Regions from separate parts of the Mus musculus genome. Here region 1 is linked to region 2. The links are chromatin loops, found by intact Hi-C in ENCODE. Cell type or tissue: heart. All regions are shown on one strand.

Region 1 (8,000 bases), 120 kb before region 2:
GAAATGAAGAAACACATTCCAGTGGAAGGTGAAGGTCACGAGAGTGAAGGTCATGATTCCAGTCGTCAAAAGGAACTGCTTCTGAACCCGGATAGACTTGAGTTGTTGCTTAGCTCCCTTAGCAAAATGCTTTGCAAAGAGCAAAATGAAAGAAAAAAAAATCAATTTCTCACTTAAAAACATTTTTAAGTGGGGGTAATGTTTACTGGCGAGGTTCTTTGAAGCCTGACACTGGGCTCAAAGTCCAATAAAAAAATTAGTTATCATTATTACCATAGAGTACATTGATGCGCGACAAGACTAGCGTCCTCAAGGCACTGTGAGGTCTCCTTAAAAGATGATGGAAGAAGCCGGGGTATCAAGAAAAACTGACATAGAAACAGAAGTCCTCCACCAATCACAGAGAAGTGGCCTAGAGAAGAGGGAGAGAAAGCAAAACCACTGCCTGGCAGAGTCTTGAGGCTGGGAGGAGATACATCTGTTAGTTGAAGACACCACACTTGGGAGCCAAACACTCAGCTCTCCCACCTCTGCTGAACAGCAAAGAGCCACCAAAAACTTGCAAATCCATTTTCTTAATCAGAAGGCTCACAGAGCATACTTACCAGTATTAAGTAGACTTCTATACAAGGAACCCCCTTGCACATTTAAATCTCTCTCCATCTTTCCCCTCACAAGGAATTTCTTTGCCCAATCAAGCACTGCTCATATTCCTATGAATTTATGTATTTTAGCCAAATATTTGTTATGAAAACCACATGATGCTAAGTGTGTTCATGGTACAGCAATGGTCAACAGGCACTTGGCTCTCTCTTGGCTTACAGTTGAGAAAAAGCTCTCTGAGAGGTTAGATACTCCATCTGGAGAGAGACACTAGGGAACTGTAGATTCAGACTTCTAACCCATGCCTTTCTTTTTTGTTATTACTATGTTGCTTGCTAACAACTGGCACAACAATGATTTTTTTCTAGAAATAAAAGTATATTGCTGTATTTAAAAACTGCAATGTAAAAACCAAATATGTTTCATGAACATTTAGTTAAACGAAAGCTGGTTAACTAAAGAGAGTACACGACCAGGTGTTTATGGCAGTTGACAATCTTCCCACTGTGATGAAATGAGTCAGGAAAATGTCCTACGACCTATTCGCAAACACCATCTTTCCAAGCCAGTATAGAGTGAGAATGAATTTATAACATTACTGCACAATTAGAATTCCATCAGAGACTATGAAAGAGGCAAGAAACTATGGCTTCTGGGGCTCCAACTACTTCTATATATCTTCAAGGATATATAGAAGGTTGGATTAACATAAAATTTTCAAAACCAGGAACTTTATACAAGTCTTCTTGCCCAGCCTCACGGTACCTGGAGGTCCTGATTCTTAACCCCCCTTCTTGTCCTACAGCCTCTCTGATCCCAGGCACCAATACACAATATGCACTGCAACCTTGTCTCTTTGCTGCCCTGTGCTCACCGCTGATGTCAGCTCCCTCCTCGACACCCAGCAGTCTTGAGCTTTGAACTTGACTTTGAGTGTGGAATTTGGAATGGAGATTCTGTACAAAATAACCTGGGGTGAAAATCAAAATTTTAGCCTTGCTTATTCCCAAGAAGTCAAACCCTGGTGATTTCGAGTACAGTTAAAGTTAGCACTTGTTATGGACCGATTCTAATCGATCTAAAATGCTCTTTTCCACACTCAAATGAATACTGACACAAGTTCTTCTGAGACCTATGATTCATTCTCAGAATTAAAGGCCATATAAAGGAATTTAAAGTTAGTTCTAATACTAGTACATTATCAGTGCTATTTTTATGGTTGTCCCCAAGTGAGGACAGCTGTACCAATTGAGGAGTCTCTGTCACCTACTACATTTTCTTGAAGACAAAATGACACGAATTCACTGAATCCCTTAGGCTTTCCCTGCACTCCTGAGTTTGGATGCATCAAGAATCCAGAGTTTGGGCTACACAAGGAAATGTTAATGGCTCTTATATTGGTAATTTCTTTGGTATAAAGTTAGGAGATAATATAAACTACTGAGAAATGATATAAACATAAAATATATTTTGGTCTGACATCTCTGAAGGGAGGTAGGATATTGTCCATTCAGCATTTTGTCTATACAGAAATATTTGACCTTTCACTAGGTGGGAACTGAGTGAAGCATTTTTTGACTTGAATTTGCTGCTTTGAGTTACACAGAGAAACTCAGCTGGTGTCTCAGATGGACAGCAGGGATGGAAGATGAATGGCAAGGGTGATGTTTCAGAGACAATGGCAGGGGTTAATAGAGGATAAAATGCAGGTTGAGATTGAATGAACCTCATTGAGAATGGTGGCCACTAGTCGTCTACTGAATTTGAAATCTTTATTGTTTAATTTTTAAAAGTCCACCCAAATCTCCTCTAAATTATTTAGAAAGAATGATGAGGTTGCAAAAAGCATTTAGAATATTCTTAAATTTTCTTCCGTATCTCCTAGACTTCATGTGCACACAGCGTGTTTTCTAGAGGCATCATGTCAATTTCTCCCATCTCACCATAGGCTCGTCCTACGTGACCTTCCGATTCCTGTCAGAAGGTGGTATTTATGCCCCTTCCTTTTGAGACTGTCATCCCCCATTGTAACAAAGCTCTCTGTGACAACCAAGAGCAGGGACAGCTTGCTCTTGCCTCTTTCATACCACACTTGCTCTTGAGACCTAGATTTCACTCTGAGGAAGCTCAGGTTGCATGCAAAGGCCTTCTACACATGTTATTGCCTGGCAGAGCAGTTGAGGTCCTGGCTAGCAGGCAGAGTTTTCTGTCAGTTACATGGGAACAGAAGCTCATGAGATGACACCAACAGCCAGCTCCATCTCGCTATAACTTCCTAGACAGTCACAGGCTGAGAGCTGCTCAGCTGTGCCAAGTCAATCCCCAGGAATCGAAGCAAGAACAAATGGCTGTTGCCGTTTTATGCTGCTGTGTTTAGAGTGACTTATGCAAAATTTTACAAGTAGACTCAGGCAAATGGAAACTATAAAAATAAAAGTGAATTTAATTATAGAAAAGGCATCCATTATTTGAATTAAAAGGGAAGGATTCTACGCATTATGTCAGAATAAAGAGCCTTTGCAATGAAGGCTGTGGTCTTTACTTTCCCATTAGCTTCTTTACAATTTTTCTGAATTATTTTATTTCTTTGTGTATGTCAGTGCACTGCATGTGGCCCTAGAAGGCCGTGCTTTATCTCCCTGAGACTGTAGTTACCTATGGTTATTCACCACCATGTGGGTGCTGGGGATGAAACCTGGGTCCTCTGCAGAGCACTGAATGCTTTGTGCTATCATCCCTACAGCTCCCCACCCCCATGACTTCCCTTATGCAAATAAGTGAGACCGAGGACCATCTGTTTCTACAATCTTGTCACCACCGGAGGTCCTTCTTGTGTTTTTTTCACTGGAGCAAAAGTTCAGATAAGGACAGTTTATTTCCTGGTTTCCCTTGTCTGCCTATGTCTGCAGGTTGTTGGAGCTAATATTAATGAGGCTTCCATCTCCTTATTTTATCCTCCAAAGAATCCATCCAAAGTTTGGATGGTAGATTACACAGTCATTATGGTCCAAGGTAACTGGCCAAGCACATAGTCACACAGCTCATTACTCCTGAATTTCCTCACCTAAACTGAAAACGATAGTGAAAAATTTGCCTTGTGTTGATTAGCCTAGTGAGAGCCTACCCATGAGTCATTCTCCAAGGAGAGGTGTGATGATTAATATTGACTCTCAGCTTGATAGGTCTAGACTCATGTAGGAGACATTTGGACGAGTCTGTGAGGGTGTTTCTAGATAAGGTTAACTGAGGGAGGAAGACCCACTCTAAGTGTGGTATTGCCACTGATGGCCTCCAGTCCTGGAAGAAATAGAGAATGATAGTGGAACACCCTCATTCCTTTCTTTCTGCTTCTTGACTATAGATGAAATATTTCCTCCAGTTCCCTCCAGGCTTCTTCCCCATAATGAACTGTACATATCTTCAACATTTGAACAGTGATGTCTTAGTTAGGGTTTTACTGCTATGAACAGACCCCATAACCAAGGCAACTCTTTTAAAGGACAACGTTTAGTTGGGGCAGGCTTAGAGGTTCAGAGGTTCAGTCCGTTATCATCAAGGTGGGAACATAGCAGTATCAAGGCAGATGTGAGGTTGAAAGAGCTGCTAGTTCTACATCTTCATCCAAAGGAAGCCAGGCACAGACTGGCTCCCATGTGGCTAAGAGGAAGTCTTCACAGTCCACCCCCACAGTGACATAATTCCTCCAACAAGGCCACACCTATCCAACAAGACCACACCTCCCAATAGTGCCATGCCCTGGGCCAAGCACATTCAAACCAGCACAAATAATACCCTCTTCTCTCCTTAATCCACCTTTATCATAGCACTGACAAAAGTAATACACTAGGCTTCAACACATTCTGGGCAGGGAGCCCATGAGCTTTCAGGCTCCACACTTGACCACCACGATGGCGAGTGTACAGAAATTCTGTATCCATCCTGATGTTGCAGTCTAAAGAAGCACAAGTGGACAGTAATCAGAGAGTATCAACAACAGGGAACAAGATTCATCTGTTCTTGGAACAGGATGTAACACAGCTCCCTCGGGTGAAGCATTGCTACTCATCTTAGGCTAGGCAGCAAAGAAATAAGGAGAAAAAGTCTACAGTACGAAAGCCCAGAGTTATCATTTACTGCACAGATTGGGTTTTGCCTTGCTTCAGAAAAGAGAAATAAAATGTCCAAATGCAAGACAGCTTGCGGGGCACCAGGATTAATCCTGCAAGCTTAGACAGTTTGTACCACAGTGAAATGAGCAGGCATCTCAGAAGTTGTGCCCACTGATACCCTCTGCTTGGGAAGGGGTCCAGATGGCTCTTTGTTCTACTTTAAAAAGCACCCAGGGAAGGAAACTCTACTGTTGTCTCCATCTTGGTGCTGTGTGCCAAGCTCTTCAAATTTTTACAACCAGGAAAGTTCTGTTTAGATACACATAGTTCTTCCTCCTCTTTTTTCTTAAAAAGCAATTTCATATACATTATCTCTAACATTGGGGAGATAAAGAAAGCTGAAATTTTTAGTCAAAGTACATACTGGAAATGTATAATAACTCCAGCTACTTTTAGAATTCATGAGATTGCAGTCTCTCTTTCATAACTCTTTTTTGCATTTTGGAAAAAAATATTCATTCTGACACTTTCTTCAGTCCTTTGCTTCTTTTTGGCAAAACACCCAGAGGGCTTTGGTTAAGCATTCAAAAAGCTTATTGATTGTCTGTGTACAAGTATTTTTGCCTATATATACACGTCTATGTGTCATATGCGTGCAGGCATGCAGACACCAGAAGAGGGTGTCGAATCCCCTGGAACTGGATTTTCAGACAGCTGTGAGCCATCATGTGGGTGCTGGGAATAGAACAGGGGTCCTCTGGAAAAGCAACCAGTACTCATAGCCACTAAGCCATCTCTCCAGGCCCTGCTTAGGTGTTTAGCAAGCATTTTAACTCATCAATTTCAATGTTTTAATTTATGTATGTCTTCTCTGTGTGTGTGTATGTGTATGCATGTGGCATGACATGCCTTTGCTGTGGCACCTGTTGGGAGGTCAGAGACCAGCCTGAATGCGCCAGTTCTTTTCCACTATCAATGGTCAGACACACTTGGTGTCAAGTGACCATCAAGCCACCTCACCAGCCTCCGTTTTGTGAATCGAATACCATTACCCACTGTACAATCGGTGTGCAGATCATCTTATACTGTCTTATGTTTCATGGGAATACATTCACCAACAAAGTATCATAATCCCAGGGAAGAACTCAAATTCATGAGCGGCCACACAGAAAAGCTCTGGCTCGAAAGGTCAGGAACCTTTTGGTGGTTTTAAAAATGATTTTTCGTCCTCATTTTTCTAACAATGTTCTACAAATCCTAAAATATGCTTCAAAAGTATGTAAACCCTAGGCACACACAGCTTGTTCGTGCCCATGTCTGAAGAGCTGGCTTATGCATAAAAAACACGAAATTAGGGAAGCCAGTTATTAAAGAAAACGATAGAAAGAAAGGAAAGTTCAGCACGTTTCCTATATCTGTATTTTCTTGAAAACAGAACACTAGGGCTGGAGAGATGACTCAGTGGCTGGGAGAGCTTACTGCTCTTAAACAAGACTCAGGGTTGATTGATTCCCCGCCCCTACATGCCAGGCTAACAACTGCCTGCAACTGCAGCTCCATGGATCTGCTCTCCGCTTGTTCCTGTGTTCCAGTGATGTACACTAAGTCTCAGAAGCAAATAGATGCAAATAAAATAATTAACGAGCAAGTCTTTTTAAAACTAACAAAGTCAATTCATATAGAGTCTTTACTGGTAAATGCTAGTCCACATTTTCCAGGATCTCTAGACATCCAATACAGAATCATGGGCATTTTAGTTAAGGTTATTTTAGAGAACCAATTTCTCACCTTTAGTTCCTTGTCCATTTTCTCTAATTCCAATAATACTGAATACATTGTATCTCTAACATAGTTCGTAGGCTAATGTACACTAATCTGCTCTTAGTGGTTTATGTTAGTGGAGAATAATAAATATCACAGCAAAGGCCACATGGAGTAGGAACAATGAACAGCCCACTGTTGTCAGCCACCATGATTTATTTCTTATTGTGAAACACTACTGGGGAAATCTGTCAACCAGTTTGAAGGTCAACTATAAAAGTGTCAATAAATATGAAACCCAGACCTCATGCCGGAAAACAGCAGAGAATCATCAAAACGCCATTCATTTCCTTAGCAGTGATAATGAGGCACTTACAGGGGCTTAATAGTCTCACCTGGCTCTCCTGTACACCTTCAAGTTCAAGGATAAGACTTTTTCTCTCTGTGGGAATAATAAAGCTTTGTAATAACTTTAGCCTTCAGACTACATAATAGGATTAAAAGGATATGAAACGTGTCTGGTTTAACAGTGTGCACCGAGTCTGTACCATGAATAGAGACCTCTTGCATGAGGCTGGAAGCATTTGCTTAAGTCAGAAGAAGAAGAAAAAAAAAAAAAAAAGAAAGGGAAGAAGCAGCCAGAAGATGGGAGCTTGTCCTGAAGTTCAACAGCCTGAGGGGTAGGGAAAATTCTAACTGAGTGGTCTCCGGGGCCCAGATCTCCTGTCTGTCTGTCTGTCTCTCTCTTTTTGATTCTGGTTTGTTTCAATTCCAACTTCAAAGGCATCTCCACTTCCTGACTGTCTGCCATCACCCCCTCTGTCTTAGCCTTTGTAGAAGACCAGAACCATGACCAGACACTCAAAGATAACATGGTGCTACATTAAAAACACTCATCAAAGACAGCACACACAGCTCCTAACACGAGTGATTCAATGTGATTTCGGTTTCAGACTTTTATAAGGCTTCTCACATTTGAAAAAAAATGTAGATGAGGATTACTGCCTTTAGGCCTTGTCTCCCAAATTTTAGGTTTTGAAATATCTCTCTTTCAACAAAAATATTTAAGATTTACTTGTTTTTATTTTACAAGCATGACTGGCCTACATGTTTGTACATGAACTACATGTGTATAGTGTCTGCAAAGGCCAAAAGAGGGCATCAGATCTCCTGGAACCAGAGTTGAAGATGGTTGTGCGAATTGCCAAGTAGGTGCTGGGAACCCAAACTGGATTTTCTGCCAGAAAAGCTAGTGGTCTTACCCGTGGGGCCATTTCCCCAGACCTCATCTTTTAAATAAAAGTGATTTGTCAAGAATACAACTATAATTGGTTAATTTTTTGTGTGTGACCATAACATGTTTTATACAATCATACCATAGGAAAGTTTTCTAAGTGCCACTCACTAGTCACTAGGGATTATAATGTGATTGGGCACAGGAAACTGTGAAGTATCCATGGTTACGAACCATTCCATCCTCTCCATGGCAGTTCCCGATATGTGGATTGCTGTGGGGGGCTGTTCTGG
Region 2 (8,000 bases):
AGAATACAATGAGTTCCCATCCATACTGATAGATGGTCGTGGCAGGTGTGTAGAGGAATGGTTCTTGGTCCTTGGCCTTGCATCTGAGGACTCAGATTGTCTCTGACAGACTGGCTCTTGTCTCTGCTCTGTGCCCTTCCCTACTAGGGCTCAAAACATAAGATGTATCACCTTCAAGTGGCCAAGATCCTTTGGCTCCTTCAGTGCTTTGCATAATTATGTCTGTGACCCAGTGGCTCAGCCAAGTCTCCATTTTGTGTCCTCCAGGTCACAGATGGATCACTGAAGAAGCTGGGATGATAATCCCAGCCTTTACAATCTGCCAGAACTCGAGTTTTGTAATGTGTAAATTCCCTGACTTCTCTTACTTATGGATTTGTGATTTTAGCTCCTGCTCATCTATTTCCTGCTTCCTCATTCCTTGAAGTATCTTAGGAAACTGAATAGCTATAAAATAAGGACAGTTGTATTTACCCTATGTAGTTGTTTTGAGAAGTATTTACGTCCATGTATATAAAAGTTTTACAAATTTGATTTCTGGAGAGTACTCTACTATACATTATGTACACATAAAGTCTACAGAAAGTTATAAAGTAATATATATGCATTTATAATATATATACGCATTTCTTTCTTTCTTTTTTTTTATAAGATCCTTGCTACGTGTATACTCAGGGGGTATGGGTATTTATTTATTTTTCTTTGCAGTTAACTTTGGGAAACTTCTAGTAGCATATGTCCAAACTCCCTGTCTCCAATGATGATCCAGTTGGCCAGGAAGCCTGCAAATTCATTCTCCATTTCAGTTATGTTGGTTTTCATCTCTAGCTTTTCCCTTTTGTTCTCTTTCAAAGTTTCCATCTCTACATGGGAAGTAATTTTTACATGCTTTTTCCATTTGAGCTATTACAGGTTGACCAGAGTTATTTTATAGCCCTTGTGTGGTGTTTTCAAAAGTTGTGCTCTATATGACTCTCCAGCTGATGTCAGGTGTTGGTCCTTGTCTGCTGGCATGCCTTATACGTGTCTATCATGGTCAATTTGATTTTAATGCAGGCAGAGTGAAGGTAAACAGCTGTACCCTGTGGGGTCAATCTGGCTAGCCTTGAGACATTTCATGTCTTGCCATAGCTGTACTAAACCTAACACACTTTTCCTTTCTCTTTTCTTATTTTTGTTTTCTCATCCCTGTTGTCTTTGGGTTTTGATATCAATTCTTTCTTACATGGTGACGGCATCTTGTTGATCTTTCAGCTACAATCTACTGGTGTTTAGTGAGGTTTCTCTGAGGAACCCCCATCACTGTGGTATGAGTCTATGGGAGAGGTACTCTGGGTTGCAGCCATGTGATCAAGCCCAGTCTTTGGGTGGCTTGATAGAGTTAATTTTCAGTAGCTTTTCTTATCTCATCTCTACCATAGACCAGACAGGGATGCCAGACAAGGCTGGAGTAGCATCAGGTAGAGCCTAGGGTAAGCTGTTTCCTGCTTTATAAAAGCTTGATTATGGCGAATGTCCTGTCATACTTCAAAACCGGTAATTTTCTCCTGACCTACTAGAAACACAAGATTTTCCTCAACTGTTTGCCCTGAGACCCTGATTACAATTCCAGAGGGAAAACCTGGGGGAAATGGGCTTGTCAATCACCTTCTCTGATTGATAAAATGGTCACATACATTTCTCAACAAGGACAGCTCCTCCGACTTTCTGTCCCCCATAGGCACACCCAACTGTGACTCTCTGCATTCTCCCATTCAGATTCCAGGCTGACAATGTCTCTGAGGCTTCAGTATTCTGTCAGGTTTAAGGGAAGCTTTCTGCTTTCAGGCTTCTGAACTTGTCATCCATGGGGACAGCTGTGATGTCTCTGTTTCTGTGTCACTGTTTAGGCTGTGCAAACACAAATACAGTAAACACTGAAATCTCATCTGCCCCTCAGCTTCAGGCCAGTATTTTGGCATTTTGAGATCCCTCTTCAATTCTGCCTGTGTTTTGGTGCTGAATTCTGAATTTGGCAAGTATCTACTATATTCCAAGCTCTGTTTCAGGTTCTGGGAGGCCAGAGGAACAAACAGATGTTGTGGGGCTGGAGATGGCTCAGACATTAAGAGCACTTCTTATTCTTTCAGAGAACTGGGGTTTGTTTCCAAGAACCCACACTAGGGAGTGTAGAACCCCATGTACCTCCTACCATATGGGATCCAACACCCTCTTCTGGACTCTATTAGCACCCACCACACGTGCGTGCATGCATGCACACACTTGCGCACACGCACATGCACACACACACACACACACACACACACGAACACACATGGTCACACACACATACACTCATATACATATACATAAATAAGTAAATAAAAATATTTAAATGAACAAGCAGGTGTGATCACAGTCTTGTATTTGAGACCCCAAACCCTGCTTCTACCAGCAGCTTCAAGTTTGAAACTTCTCTATAGCATCTCAACTCTACCATCACCGTCCACTTTGGCATTCCTTCCCTGTATTCTCACATCCTTTCTGGGCTTTGGGCCCGATTCAAAGTTTACAGTCTTTAAAAAGATGCAAATCTTGTGTCCATAGCGATCGTCTGCCCTCTGGGTTCTTCTCACTTTCTGCCTCTCATGTTTGGGTAATATGGAAGAGTGTCTGTGGGTTCCATGTCTGACACTGAGTTAGAGGACTGTTTATAAACAGGAGCCATGGGAACTCCTATGCTCAGTGTTCCTCTGCTCCTGCAATAAAAGGCAGGGCAGGTTCATTTCAGCTCCTTGTTCATCACGGTGAGGCAGGAGTGGCAATAGGAATTTACAGCAGCTTGTCACACCTCATCGGCAAAAAGCAGAGAATGGGAAGCGACTGTGCTTAGCCGACTTATCCAGAACCCCACCCCAGGGAACAGTGTGGTCCACTTCTGGAACTTCTCCCTCAGAGGTCAGGTCTCCTGCTGATGTCACTTGTCTTCACAAGCAAGGTTTGCAACAGAGCAGTGTGCAAGCAGCTGGTTAGCTCATTTCCTGTTCCCCTATCAGTGGAAAGTTTTCTAAAACCATTAAAAAAAATTCAGTCTCATCTGTAGGTACAATCTACAAAGAAGAGAAGAATTCAATTCAACAAGGTTGTCGTCTGCATGCAGCTGAGCACGGAATAGCCTTTAGAGCACATCTGCTCTCTCTGCCAACACCAACCAGGCCTGCGTGTTTCCTCAGATCATGGTCCAGGCTTATCAGATCGTTTCTGTGAAATCCCTTGCCTCTCCCATGCCCAGTATGCACTTGACTCCGAAGTGACTGGATGGTATCTGCAAATGTGGATCGTGTTAGGATCCATCGCTTTACTTGTAGTACAATTATGCATGTGCACTGAACGACTTCAAGCCTTTCTTGTTAAAAATAACTGCATGTTCCACAGACATTTCTATAAATATATCCAACATTTCAATGCTTTCTATATATATCCAGTGTGGTTTCCTCACTATAGACCATGCAGACACATATGTGTCCAGCCCTACTAGCTTCGATTGCCAGGATGAGCTTTTGATGAATGTGAGGAATGCTTGCTTTCCCAGACATATGGTTTGGGCATCAGTTTTCAGGCCAGACCTATGCTCAGCACAGAGATGGAATGTACCAGATTTGCTTGTGTAGCAGCCGCTCACGCAACCCACATTTCCAAATGTCAAGGGGCATTACATCAAGGACAATCCCTATTCTTCCTGCCCTGGGTGTTTGCTCGAGCGACCATCCCACAGCCATCGAGACTCACAATGCTCCGCCGTGTTACCGGGAAGAACTAAGTAATTCACCAGTGGTGTCCAATAAGGACTACCCAGAAATGTCCACATTGATAATCTGAAGTATCAAAAATACTTTGAATGCAGCAGCTGCTGAGATCAACAGGTTTTGTTATTATTAGATTGTGTTCAGATGTTGTACTGGCCGGTTTTGTGTGTCAACTTGACACAGGCTGGAGTTATCACAGAGAAAGGAGCTTCAGTTGGGGAAGTGCCTCCATGAGGTCCAGCTGTGGGGCATTTTTTCAGTTGGTGACAAAGGTGGGAGGGCCCATTGTAGGTGGTGCCATCCCTGAGCTTGTAGTCTTGGGTTCTATAAGAGAACAAATTGAGCATGCCAGGGGAGGCAAGCCAGTAAGGAACATCCCTCCATGGCCTCTGCATCAGCTCCTGCTTCCTGACCTGCTTGAGTTCCAGTCCTGACTTCCTTTGGTGATGAACAGCAGTGTGGAAGTGTAAGCCGAATAAACCCTTTCCTCCCCAACTTGCTTCTTCGTCATGATGTTTGTGCAGAAATAGAAACCCTGACTAAGATGTCATAATGGAAAAGACTATTTGAGGTCTATACATACCTGTACTATTGTATTGGATAGCTTTATGTCAACTTGACACAAGTAAGAGATAGCATGGAGGAGAGAGCCTCAATTCAGAAAATGTTTCCATAAGATTGGGCTGTAGGCAAGTCTGTAGGGCATTTTTGGGAGAAGGGCCCAGCTGATTGTGGGTGGTGCCATTTCTTGGCTGGTGGTCTTGCATTCTATAAGAAAGCAGGCTGAGCAAGCCATGGAACCAGGCTAATAAGCAGCATCCTTCACGGCCTCTGCGTCGGCTCTGACTTCCTTCAGTGATGAACACTGATATGGAAGTTTAAGCCTAGTAAACCCTTTCCACCCCAAGTTGCTTTGGTCATGGTGTTTCATCACAGCAATAGACTAAGACAATGTGAAAACACAGTTAGAAGCAACTGTCTTATATTATATTGGAAGTAGAGATATTAATATCAACACATGGTTTCTGAGATAGACAGTCAGACCAATATGAGTGATACACAATAGATAGATGGTAGGTAGGCAGGTGGTAACCCTAACTAGGACAACGATCAACATAGCAGAAGATTTATCAATGAAATCCTAATGAAGTCAAACACTTGGACTTGTCTTTCATGACATTGCTGAACTGGAAGTCTCTGGAAAGAAGCATTTGGCACACATCACAGGTCCTGCCATTGCCACGACTGTCAGCTTTTGTTCAAGGTTCAAGTGTGTCAGTCCCTACAGTTTTAAGGACCTTGTTATGACAAAGCAAAGCTCATATGGACAATTAGCCAGGATGGGTAGGGACAATTCTTTTTAAATGAAGATATAAAATAATGTAAGTCAAAGCAAATAGTAGGGAGGATAGTGACAGATGAGATGACAGCCAAACCAGGATTTGACAGAAGCACATTCGGGCTGAGAGAGGGAGTGTGTGGAGTGACACTGTGACACTGAATGTCAAAGCCCATTCGACCTCTTCAGAGGAGCCTCAACGGTGCGGCCAAGAAAGCAAGGCCAACAGTGTCAGGAAATGAGATCTAGGATGTGATACGGGTGTGGTGCTGTAGACCAAAGAGAGGGACTCATCTGCATCAGCCTCAAGGATGATTTCAAGGATGCTAACAGAGGCATTCTTTCAGTCAGCGATACAGTAAAGGGCTTTAGAATTAAGTCTTTGTCAGGACAAATTGGCTAGGATTATCCAAGCCTGGGTTTTTGTCCTGTGTCCCACGCATGGTCACATACCTACTCAGGAGGTTGAAAGAGAAGGAGCTCAAATTGTTGGCCAACCTGGGCTAAATAGTGATACCCTTTCTAAAAACAAACACAATGTTCATAAGGGAAAACATGGCACTCCAAAAATTGCCTCCCCCAAGAAAAGTGTGCTTCCAGACCACGTGTCTCAACAGTTCAACACCTCTCTTATCCGCTAGAGTATGTGCCAGATTGGACTCCAGACCAAACATCCTCATGCATGAAAAAGGAGCCATGTCTAGAGCCAACAATGTCCAGAAGCAAAAAGAAGAGCTGTAAAATCTATCTCATTAGCCCAACCTCTTTTGTTTCTCTCTGGTCAGATCCGGGTTATACACTCTCCCATAAATGCATTCACAGCAGTGAGAAAGGAACGTAGATGTGGTGAGTCCTGTGAATAAAGTATAGATGTTAGAGCAAAACCTGAGCTATGACTTCAAGGGAGAAAGAAGAGCAGCATGTGGGGTCTATCACAAATGGCATCTACTGCGGCAACCACCCACACTGTGCAACAAGACTCACGTCACGCTCCAAACACACACTCACTAGTTTTTACTTATTGTACATGCTATCAACTTGGGCAGTGGTCCTGTGGGACTTTCCAATCTTTGGCTATTTACAAAACAACTCTATGTTTTTAAGTACTCAAAGAGAACTTAAAATTTCAAAGACAGCCCCCCCCATCATATTCTGAGTATTCTGGGTGAGGGGGATCCTCACACTCCATAGAATTGAGTTGGATTTTACCCGAGAATCAAGTTCCCACCCTCTAGGACACCAGGAAAATGTGCAGTAGTGGACAAGGTAGAGGGGAGACTTTGCTCTCAGATTTGCCCTTCCTGGCTTGCAAGGATATTTCTGTGCTTCTACCAGGGAAAGGCAACATTACATTTGTGTTTTCTGGACACAACCACTAATGTGTTTTATTTTCTCAGTTCTGTGTTCGATTCTCATCTTGTTGGTGATTTCAACATAAGAGTGAATGGAAACAGCTGGTGAAGATTTTATATCAACAAGAATCCCTTTCTAAGAAGTAGTTGACTAAGAGACATAGGAAAGTCACAAACTCAGGATCAGACTTTTTTTTTCCCCAAGCTGAGATTTTGAATGATACTTTCATCCTGGCCATGCAACAGGTACAAGGACACAGCTAGCAATGGGTCAAATGTCTCAATTTAAAATTTGCATTCTAGAATCTTTTCTTCTTCTTCTTCTTCTTCTTCTTCTTCTTCTTCTTCTTCTTCTTCTTCTTCTTCTTCTTCTTCTTCTTCTTCTTCTTCTTCTTTTTCTTCTTCTTCTTCTTCTTCTCCTCCTCCTCCTCCTCCTCCTCCTCCTCCTCCTCCTCCTCCTCCTCCTTCTCCTTCTTCTTCTTCTTCTTTTTTCCGAGACAGGGTTTCTCTGTATAGCCCTGGCTGTCCTGGAACTCACTTTGTAGACCAGGCTGGCCTCGAACTCAGAAATCTGCCTGCCTCTGCCTCCGGAGTGCTGGGATTAAAGGCATGTGCCACCACGCCCAGCTCTAGAATCTTTTCTTAAATTATCAAATTAGAAAGTGAAAAGCTGCAAATGAGTAAGGGCGATTTCCTGGGTGACCTGAGTCTTGCTTAACTCACTGGGATCCTTCTCCCCCGTCAACACCTTGGTGCCTTTAAAAGCCATTTAGTCGCCACCAACCCAATTATCTTTTCCACGTCTCCTCTAATTCACTCTGAGGTCTTGAACATTACTTGTCTGCTGGGACCTGGATGAGAAAATATGATTATAGTGTCAACCCTGAATGCAAAAGGCATCAGAAGAGCCTGGACCACCGGAATTCAGAAGTCAGAGGCAGGCAGTAGTTGTTGATAATATCTTGCCAGACACAGTAAGGTTTAAAACTAGGTCCGTGGTCTTAAGAGACAATTTCTTTCACTTTAGTGGAAAAAAAAGCCAGAGCTCCAGATAGTATTCTGGAGTGGCGGTTGTTACTGGTCAGGGAAAAACAATTGAAATAATGTATTGCTTACATTCCCAGGGTAAACACGCACAAACGACCTAACCAAACAAAAGCAAATAAAGGAAGTCAATGAACAGAGGAACTAGAGGAAGCAGTAAGGTAAAGAACAGATCACAACTAGAAAGAGACGTGGAGAACTGGGGATAATCTAATTAATATTCAAGATTATTTTTTTCAGGATCCAGAGCCAGCCTGGTATTTTTTGAAAATGTGCATATTTGAGAGAGTAAACTCGCTCACTCACATCTTCTCTGCATTCACAAGTCAGCATGTCAGGTATACAAGAAGTTCTAACGTTTCCTGTGCCTGGGGGCATATGGTGGCATAGACACAGGACCTCAGAGACACAGGTCCTGCGGCACTGGCCGCTCCCCCTTTTCTTGGGAATTTTCTGTTCTCCTGATTTCTCTCAGCATCT

What was found. A loop is a pair of places that touch in the nucleus more often than their neighbours do. Peaks named below come from ENCODE experiments on the same cell type or tissue, not always from the same donor. Only the 100,000 strongest peaks of a DNase experiment are listed, where the experiment ranks them.
Region 1: it touches region 2 in a loop (2.3-fold over the local background); 4 of 42 quality-filtered maps call a loop at or near these places.

What each region holds. Positions count from the first base shown.
Region 1 is chr1:189,043,652-189,051,651 of GRCm38, forward strand. No RefSeq gene overlaps it. Among named protein-coding and RNA genes, the nearest start is that of Gm36561, 13 kb to the left of the region's middle. In heart, no CTCF peak of the experiment used is centred here; no DNase peak of the experiment used is centred here.
Region 2 is chr1:189,162,380-189,170,379 of GRCm38, forward strand. No RefSeq gene overlaps it. Among named protein-coding and RNA genes, the nearest start is that of Gm36561, 130 kb to the left of the region's middle. In heart, no CTCF peak of the experiment used is centred here; DNase peaks (open chromatin) are centred at 2,062 and 3,002.